Regions from separate parts of the Mus musculus genome. Here region 2 is linked to region 1. Evidence: chromatin contacts called from ENCODE Hi-C or POLR2A ChIA-PET data. All regions are on one chromosome and are shown on one strand. The core of a region is the stretch at or near the end of the contact, and the rest is flanking DNA. Distances in the headings are between cores, read along the strand shown.

Evidence for each region. A loop is a pair of places that touch in the nucleus more often than their neighbours do. ChIA-PET counts read pairs that join two places held with the same protein, here RNA polymerase II (POLR2A).
Region 2: a map of T-helper 17 cell shows a loop between it and region 1 (2.0-fold over the local background). The contact joins the promoter of Hsdl2 here to the enhancer-like site in region 1. A Hi-C loop is called at or near these places in 2 of 37 maps with a recorded cell type or tissue (T-helper 1 cell and T-helper 17 cell). POLR2A ChIA-PET finds 5 or more read pairs at or near these places in 1 of 5 experiments (embryonic stem cell).

Annotation. Positions count from the first base shown.
Region 1 is chr4:59,456,617-59,461,438 of GRCm38, forward strand. No RefSeq gene overlaps it. Among named protein-coding and RNA genes, the nearest start is that of Susd1, 20 kb to the left of the region's middle. Within about 2 kb of position 1,480, at least 1 of the 3 ENCODE cell types and tissues checked has a DNase peak (open chromatin) inside an H3K27ac peak, as active enhancers do.
Region 2 is chr4:59,579,066-59,584,194 of GRCm38, forward strand. Hsdl2 (hydroxysteroid dehydrogenase like 2) reads left to right here and starts at 2,498. Exons shown (of 11, transcript NM_024255.3): 1 at 2,498-2,710. The coding sequence starts at 2,694.

The sequences.
Region 1 (4,822 bases), core at 230-2,729:
CCTGTACTGAGATCACAGACAGGAGCTACCAGACCTGGCTACTTGTTTATTTTTATATCTCAAATACAGGACTTTAATGCCCTTTATATTTTATATTGTTAGATTCAATTAATCACCTTCTTTTTCCTTTTAGAATAACTCTACCAGGACACATCCTGATGACTCTCAAGAGACAGCCTCTTCCCTCACTTAGGAATGATGGCTTTTTTAATGATTTATTTTTATTTTATGTGCATTGATGTTTTGCCTGCATGTATGAATCTCCTAGAACTGGAGTTACAAGCACTTGTGAGCTGCCATGTGGTTGCTGGGAATTGAACCCAGGTCCTCTGGAAGAGCATCCAATGCTCTTAACCACTGAGTAGTCAACTTTTAGCCCCTTCATTTGATTTTATTTTTTAAAGGACTAGTAAGTCATGGAACATTTTGTTTGTTTGGTTGGTCTTGATTTTTTGAGACAGGGCTTAGCCTAGAACTTGCTCTACAGACCAGGCTGGCCTCTAACTCAGACTCCTGAATGCTGGGATTAAAGGAGTGGATCATTACCACCAGCTAGTCATGGAACACTTTAATAGAAAGACATACAAAGAATAAATTTGGTGGGCAACTCAGTAGCGGAGGGAGCCTGCCACCATGCCTGCCTGCCTGCCTGCTTTGGATCAAGACCTGGGTGGCTGTAGGTGGTTCTCCCACCTCCTTTGTGCACCACGGCTCTCTCGGACCCACTTACCCCTCCCACACTTCCCCACATACACCCAAACACAAGACAAACAAAAATGAGTATATATAATTTAAAACTTAAAAGAAGAAAGACATGAAATAAACACAAAAATATTAACTTGTGAGGGTGAGGAAGACGACTCGGTCAGTAAAAGCACTTGCTGTGCAGATGTGGGGACCTGAGCTCAGATCCCCGGACTCACCATGTATGCTGCCTATGATGGCACACCTATAATCCCAGCATTTAAGAGAGGGAGCCAGGCAGAGCCCTGGGACAAGCTGGTTAGCTAAACTAGTCAGATCTGTGAACTCTGAGATCAGCAAGAGACCTTGACTCAATAAAGAAGGTGGAGAGCGACAGCTGGACACCCTGTGTCAGCCTCTGGCCTCCACATGCAAAATACTCCACACTTATGTGGGCTCATACACCTATGGCTACATGTACACATGGGCATACATACCACACATATATCCATGCAGGCAGAGAGAGAGAGAGAGAGAGAATTTGTGTGGATCTGATGGTACACACCCAATAATCTCAGCACTCAGTACAATGAGACACGGAGACTAGGAGCTAAAGGCCAGCCTGAGCTACATAGTAAGGACCCCATTTTAAAGACACGAGTCTTGTCCCTTGGCATCTTTTTCTTAGGGTTAGTGAAATTACAGACACTCACACTCTGACACAAGTTTTGGACCCGGAAATATTTCTCCATATTTCTTGCGTCTTGTTCTTGAAACAACCGGGGACGGGGAGGGGCACATCAGCTTCCAGGAGCTGGAAAGTTTCTCCTTGGACCAATGCCAGCGTCGGAGGGAGGAGCCACAAACCACAGCAAAAAGAATGGGCATTTAACCTGCTCAAATCCTCCCCTGACTCAGCAGGGAGGGAACAGGCTTTGGCGTGATGGAAGTATTATCCATTTCCTAGCCTTTCCTGCTCCACTCTGTGGCTCCAAAAGTACGCACAAATTTGCATAGTATTTGCAAATATTGTTCCTGAGCCTGGCGAGGAACATTTGGCACACTGAAAATCCAACAGTTCTTATTACTCTTAAATTGTGACAAGATGGCCTGGGTTTCACTCTTAGGAACCAATGATATTGCTCTACATGAGCAAATAGATGAACATTACGACGATAACTCTAAATAGTTCCATGTTTAGAAAAGTTTTTAGTAAGACTTTAACCAAATATTTACAAAATTAACTAAGTCAGTTTTCCTTACATAATTTGGCTTTAAAAAATTGACATTCACTATTCATAATTTATGTTTTACATTTAATTTTAATAGACTTGAATATTTTAGAAGACAACGTATGGGAAAATCTATGCAGATAATTTTAATTTTAAATTTTAATTTAATAAATTAATTTACAGAGCTGGAGATTGAACCTATTGAATGGTATGCAAAATTTTGAGCTATATTCCTGGCCCTCATTTTTTTTTTTTACTTTAAGCCTTTAAATACTATATTTAAATTTTACATCCTGTGACTACAATCAAATTTCATTTATACTTTCTATTACTTTTATCGTGTGCATATGTGTGTTTGTGTACAGTCAGAGTGCAACTTTGGAGTGTCATTTCCCTCCTTCCTCCGTGTGGGTACTGAGGGCGGGGGTTGACCTTGTCATCAAGCTGAACACACTTGCCTTTATCCACCAAAGCATCTCACTGACCCTAATCACAACTTACTTGCAACTCCACAGGCCGAATCCAGCTACTTTTGTGTGTGAAATTGACTAGAGCTCATTAATTTATATGCTGTCTGTAGGTGGTTTATGTCTCAAGGGTGAAATTGAATAACTTTCATAGAATACAAATGGCTCTCAAAAACATCATTTTAAAATTATCTGGTAGTTTACAGAAATGACTGGCCAACTTATACTTTTTAGGCAGTTGCTGCCAATAGGATACAAATTATGTAAATATGTTTAGTGTACCAATGTAATTTTGTTGAAAGGAATACAAGAAAAACAGATTTTATGGGCTTTGCGCATAACGTTGTATGATTTATGTTTATGCCCATCCAGACGTCACTGCCTTCTCAACAGAACACCCAGACATGTGCAGCGATAATTAAATTTCATCATCCTTAGTAGTCTGCCAACTTCCAGTCTTGTATAAGTCAGGATTTCCACATATCTTTCTATTTTGTATTTGGGGAAGAGCATTTTCCAGCGTATAGCAGGTTTTGTTTGCTCTTGACACAGGCTGCAAATACAGACAGGGCCTGCCAGACTGCTCAGAAGCACACCGAGTCCCGCTGACCAGGCCAGATAGAGATGCTACTGCTGGAGAAGAGAGTTCCGGTGGGAACTTGCCTTGCGTGGGAGTTTGTGAGGAGAACTCAGTACTAGAGCAGCAACACACCTCAGTCTGTTTCAGCCTTGCTGGCCACTGGCACACTCGGACAGATAAACTTAAGCTGGAAGGAAAACTACGTAGGACCAACCCAGAGCTCCTGGAGAGTATGAGAGGTCAAGCTCCAGGCAAGGTCTTTGAGCTGTAGCAGCACTCCTGATCGCCCCAGCAGCCTTGTGAGTCGTCCAGTAGTCTAAGCTATTTCTTTTGTTTGAATAAAGTACTGTTTATCTGGAGTTCAAGCACAAGTAGGGGTCCTGTGTTTTGTCTGCAAACACTCATTCCAGATTAACTGGTTGTGTCCAAATAAGCCTTATATCTATGTATGCTACAGTTTAAAAACATCAAGCCCCCCTCCCTGCCTCTAGTCACACCATCATAGACACCTCTGCCCTGGGCTACAGGCTGTGCTCCAAGTGAAGCCATCGCCCAAGGAGACCATGAGATGGTGGAAGGTGGGACAGTCAGGGGATCACACCTGTCAGCAGAGCAATGGTCCTCTGTGGACCACTGCTGATATTTGAGACCAGTTGTTGCGAAACACACCCCACAATGGCTGACATTCCATTCTATAATGTTTCTAACAAGACAGGGCTTCTAATGTTGAGGTCGGTTGCACATTTGATCTCGGGGGGCTGAGCCTAAGAAGGCTGACAAATGAGGAAATAATAGCCATCAAAGTCACCTAGTATTTTCTCTACGCCATGACCTTTCCTAAGTACCTTTCCTAAGTACCTTCTGTGGTTTAACTCAACACCTTCGGAGCAACTGGATGGTACCTACTACGATCCTAACTTCCAGATGAGAAAACTGACAGGGAAGGAAAAGAGCCTTTCCCAAGGCTCACGGAGAGCTTGAGAGAAACAAGCTCAGATGTTTTCAACCACCACGCTATCACCACACACACACATACACACCACATGCACACACGAGCACAAACAGAAACAGAAACAGAGAAACAGAGGGGGCGGGGGGGGGGGGCACAGAAAGACAGAGATAGAGATTCCAAGACTCCAGCATAGGCTCAGTGAGTCTTTATTTGTGCTGTTAGAAAAAAATATATAAACAAAAGCTCCATTACTCCTTTCTCGCAATTCTCCTGTTCCAGAAGACGAAGTCCTACTTGTACAGAGAACATGAGCACTCCGTGGTTATGAGGAACATCACATCTGGGGAGGAAAGTCCATAAGCTGGCGGGAGTTTAGGGGATGGGAGGGGAGAAGGACTAGGATCTAGGATGCCAGCATGGACTCTGAAATGTGTAACAGGTGCTTGTGATGCTGAGGGGACCTAGAGGCCAGCGTGGGTTTTGACATGCTGATAGGTGCCACAGGTCGCCATATGTCCCTTCTACCACAGCAAGGGAAATGGCTCCTTTTGGTAGAGAGGAACTGGCTTCCCAAGTTCCTGAGCAATGCTGGTTTTTACTTAACTGTCAGAAACCCTCCTAAGATCCAGGTTTTGGAGTTTGGGAAAGTGGAGTTTCCCTTGGACCTGACACTAAGATCTCAGCCCGACATTGTATGAACAGTCTTCACAGCACTTGGGTCACCTCGAGGTGCAACCACCACCCAGCTCCGATCTAGCAGCTAGTCACTGCTGCTCCTCAAATGTTCCCCACGCCCAGCTTCAGGACCTGCATTCAGTCAGTGTCCTTCCTACCCATGACCCTTTCAGGAGAATTCCAATTATGATAAACTGGAGATAGTTGCCCAGGAAACACCTTCCCAGCCTCC
Region 2 (5,129 bases), core at 1,248-3,747, 120 kb after region 1:
CTCTCTTTCCCCCTTCCCTCCTCTTGGCCATGGCTGGTCTCTCTCTCCCTCTCTCTTTCCACCTTCTCTCCTTTCTCCCTGCCTTTCTACAATAAAGCTCTAAAACCATAGACTGTCTCTGTTCACCAAGGCTCACTGTGCTTGGATGATGGGATAGGCTCTCTCCTAACGAACTGTGCCTAATTTCACGTCAGACGGCCTTCCTGTGCTCCAGCCACGGACTGGACTAAGGACACTCGCCTGCGTGGGAACCTCTCTCCCTCTGCCCTCTTCTTGTATCCCTGGGGCTGAGAGTGTTGTCCTGGGGCCCCTATTCTTTTCTCATCTCCTCTGCTGTATCCAGTGTGGGATGCCGGAGACTGAGAACCTGGTATGGGGGCTGCCCCTTGTCCACCACCCGCCTAGCTGGGATCAGTGGCTCCACACAGCCAGACACCCATGCAGGGCCACGTGGAAAGGGTACGGCAGTCCTCCCCCATCTGCCCGCCCATCTGCCCGCCCAGAACACAGGAACTCTGGTTCGAGGCGGGCTCTCTCCCTCGCCCCTCTTTCCCTACACCCACGCCCCACATTTCTCCACATCCTTGCTAGCATCTGCTGTCACCTGAATTTTTGAACTTAGCCATTCTGACTGGTGTGAGGTGGAATCTCAGGGTTGTTTTGGTTTGCATTCCCCTGATGATTAAGGATGTTGAACATTTTTCAGGTGCTTCTCAGCCAAAGAATTCACTGCTACCAGACAAATATACAGACCATTCAGTAAAAGCAGTCAAGGGCCAAAGGAACATTTTAAACTGTCCATATCTCTCTGAAACATTTGGAATTTACAAAGACAAACTGGCTACTCACACCTCCTAGGTAAGGACAGAGATTTTGTTCCTTTCTACCTGCTGTTTCTTCTCACTTAAGAGGTACTAATATTTGTTGAATAAGTACACTCTTCTAGAATCATCAATAATCATTATTATAGGTTACAAACTCACGTGTCAATAGCTAATGGTCAAGGTGATAAAAGGGTAAACAGCCACAGTTTAATAATACGTTTTTATTTGAATATTTAATTAGGGCTAGAGAGATGGTTCCCTGGTTAAGAGTGTTGTGCCCAGATTGTAAAAATCCCAAGGAGAGGACCAGGAATCATACCCCACTGTAATCGCATGAGGGTCTTTATTTAAGCTCGAGCTTGGGCCACCAACCTTCCTGACAGAACAGGAAAGAGTGAACCCCCAGGCCTAAGTAAAGGGGGTTTATAAAGAAAAAAACCCGCAAGCGGGTTTTTGTGTTGGCAATATAGGAGAGGGTAAAGGAATGCTGTCCTTTAAACCTGATAACATTTGTTCAGACAGCAGGGCAGAACCGTGTAGCTGAAAAGGTACCTTTCTGACCTGGGAAGAGTAACTTGTGCTATCAGAACCGCTTCTGATATGTTTACAACCGGCCACAGCTGTCTGGGAACGTTTGTCTCTTTTTCATAGTCTAAGAGTGGGCTATTATCATTTCAAGGGTATTGGCTTCGGTTTCCTTCAACAGCAAGGAGCCATCTGCACTGTGAGAAATGTTGGTTGTTAATCAAAAGGGGTCGAGTTTAAGTGACGTGGAGGCTAGGGTATGCTGCTTTTCTTTTGTTCTCAAGGCTGGCATTTGCCTTTCCCCACCCCCCGCGGGGGTGGGGGTATCGTCAGGGAGAGGGAGGGAGTAATAACTGCTCTAGCTGCGCAGGGTCAGGAGAGTGTAGGATTTGATGTGCAGGTTTCTCTTGTCTGAGCACTGGCTGCTCTTCCAAAAGATCCAGCAAGTTTGACAATTAGGAGAGTATATACCTACCTGTCTTAAGTTGTTTTCTGAACTAAGCTTTAGATAACAACCTCGTTAGCATCTTTTTCTCCCGCTACAAAATACAAAACAATTTCATTTCCTGGGTAGCTCAGTTAGGTATAACTCCAAGAACGAAACTGAATCCCAGACTCGACCTCATTCCGGCATTCATTCCAGGACTGAGGATTCCTTCTCCAACCTTGATTTCTGTGGCCCGGATCATACGATGAACGCTTGCGGGAGACCTTTGCAAAGATCTCTTCCAGAAACTCCTGTCTCCAGACACTGGAGGTCAGGCTAAATTTAGATTCAGTGGCAGCGAAAATGAGAGTGACCGGCTTCTGCAAAAAGCATTTTTCAGATGTCTACAAGTGTTCTTCGGAGAGAGCGCCTTGGCTCGGGGACAGACAGGGGAAAACGACGCCCAGCACCCTCAAGTCAGTCCCCGGAGCGCCCCTCAATCCGCCATCTGGCTGGCTGGGAGCCGTCGATGCGCCGAACCTAGGCTGAGGAGGAAAAGCCTACGTAGTAATGATGCTCTAGACACGCCAGTGGCCCACAGGAGAAACTGATTGTCACCTACAGACTCGGGAAAGGGGCGGGGCGGAGGTGTACTCCAAAGCGCCTGCGCAGAGCGTTGGTTTCCTGGGTGTCGTTTGTAGAACTGCGGGAAGAACCGCCCAGTGCCCGGTGTGCGCAGGCGCACACCGTCTTGTAAGCTCTCGGTCTTGTAGGATCTCGGTCTTGTAGGAGGGCCGGTCCCCGAGCGGGTCTCGGGGCGGGGCCCGGGGCGCGGCTAAATGCGGAGAGAAAGTTCGCCTGTCACTCACAGCTCGCTGCTGTTCCACTGCCACCAAGTTCTCTGAACTGCGAAGGTCATGCTGCCCAACACTGGGTAAGAGGACGGGGGTGGGATGGGGTCAGGGGCCAGTCGGCAGGTCGCCGGCGCAACCCAGAGCCGCGCGCTCTGGAACACCGGTTCGCGGAAAGATAGAGTCGCTGGGACCTGCGCATGCACGAGAACCCAAAGTTCTGTACTACTGAGACTCAAAAGTTGTACACTGCAAGGGGCAGTGGTGTCAGATACTCCACGGGGAAAGGTCGCGAGCGTAGGTGTCCCCGACGACCCGTTGTAGCCCCATCTCGCCTTTAGCTTGGCCTGGTGACAATGTTGCTTTCATCTTCTAGGCGAAAGGTCGCTTGAGACAGTGACTTCAGATTTTCTGTTTGTATGCTTGATTGTAGAATAATAGAAGAATGGTGTTTTGAAAATGGTTTTCAAGTTAGTAGCGAGTTAAAATGTTACAATACGAACATTTCTGGTAAGGGGTTTATTTATTTATTTTACTTAAAAATGAAGTATATTTATCCCAGCCTAGCCAGGTGCGGTGGCGCCTGCTTTTAATGCCAGCACTCAGAAGCAGGGTCAGAAGATCTATTGATTCGAGGCTGTTCTGGTCTACATAGTGAGTGTGCTAGGCTCACTCTGTCAGCAAACGCTACAGAGTTAGAACCTTGTCTACACCCCCTCCCCCAAGCCCACTTATATAGAGACACAATTGTGCAGCCAGTCACCAGGACTTTACAAAATCAAAACAAATACCCATTAAACAATGTTCTTCCCGATTCTTCTTGCCCTTGGTTCCTGCTGAACTCAGGTAGGTCCACTATGTTCTATAAAGTTTATCTTAAGCAGAGTGACAAGTTAAGCCCATTCTGTAATTAGTTTGACACATATAGACAGCTAAAAGACTTAAATAGTTCAAAAGGGTATAAGTCTCTTTAAAACTCCAGTTTCTTTCTGTTTGTATTTTTTGTACTTATCAACATATTTTGTATACCTTACAGGGATACCTTCTTTTTAGAAAATAGTAGCAAACTCCATTTTGGGCTTGCTGTTTTTACCTGACATGTCTTGGCACATACTTAGGTTTCCAGTACACACAGCTTGTCTTTGTCCTCTTGTTTTGTTTGTTGTTGTTGTTTTGAGACAAGGTTTGTCTGTGCCCTAGCTATCCTGGAACTCTCTCTGTAGACCAGGCTGGTCTTGAACTCAGGGAGTTCCTCCTGCCTCTGCCTCCCCAGAGTTGAGATTAAAGGCATGAGCCTGTCCTTGTCCTCTTTAATGGTTGCAAACTATTATTGAAGACCATTATGTACTTAACCTGTTTCCAATTGTTGGATATTAAGTCATTTCCAGCTGTTTGTTATCTTTTTCTTGGTGGTGTTTTATTCTATCTTTGCTTCCATTATTATTCTTTTGTTTTATTTTGGTTTGAATTGAATGTAAACGGGGCTGGTGAAATGGCTCAGCGGTTAAGAGCACTGACTGCTCTTCCGAAGGTCCTGAGTTCAAATCCCAGCAACCACATGGTGGCTCACAACCATCCATAGTGAGGTCTGACACTCTCTTCTGGTGCATCTGAAGACAGCTACAGTGTACTAATGAATAGTAATAGATAAATCTTTTTTAAAAACTATTTAAAAAAAGAATTGAGTGTAAACCTGGCTGTCTTTGAACTTGTGATTTGAACCAGGCTGGCCTTGAACTCACAGACATTTGCCTGCTTTTACCTCCTAGGTGCTGGGATTAAAAGTCTGTGCCACCATGCCTGGCTTTACTATCCCTCTATGTGTCTGTTTACACATAGATGAATATACTATCTGGGATAAATTCTTGAAAGTGAAATTGCTAGAACCAAGGGAATATATTTTAAAAATTTTTGATACTACAAGACAGACAGGTATTCACCACCAAAAGAATTGCACCATCAAAAGTGTTATTGAGAGTACTGAGCCCAATCTAGCCAGTCACAGGTTCTGAAGTTTGAAAAACTAAAGACCCTAGAATAGCCTGAAAGGGGGAAAAAGAATGAAGTGAACTGGCTTTTCTGGATATTAAAGTGGTTTATAAAACTAGAGTAATTAAAAATAGTTCTAATACAGACTAAGTAAATTCTTTGGGAACCCATCCAGTGGCGGGGGGGGGGGGGCTCTTCATTATAGTTAAAATTTGTATTATTTTTTCACTAGTGAAGGTGAGACAGTTTGGCCTCCAGAAGACATTTGGCAATATCTAAGGAGACAGAGTATCATAGCTGAAAGGGGATGCCAAGTGGTGGAGCCCCTAGATGGATGTAAACTACTTACAAGCAGTAAACATCCCCTGATAGTGGAACTGTCTAGTTCAAAGGGTCAGCTCTGCAGAGACTGAGAAAGTGTGGTTTAAAGCCATTTCTGTATCTTTTTACTGACCTGGTTTAACCAGCAAGGTGTCTTTGTCATTGTGCTGTGAGACCTGGGACAGAATCCAG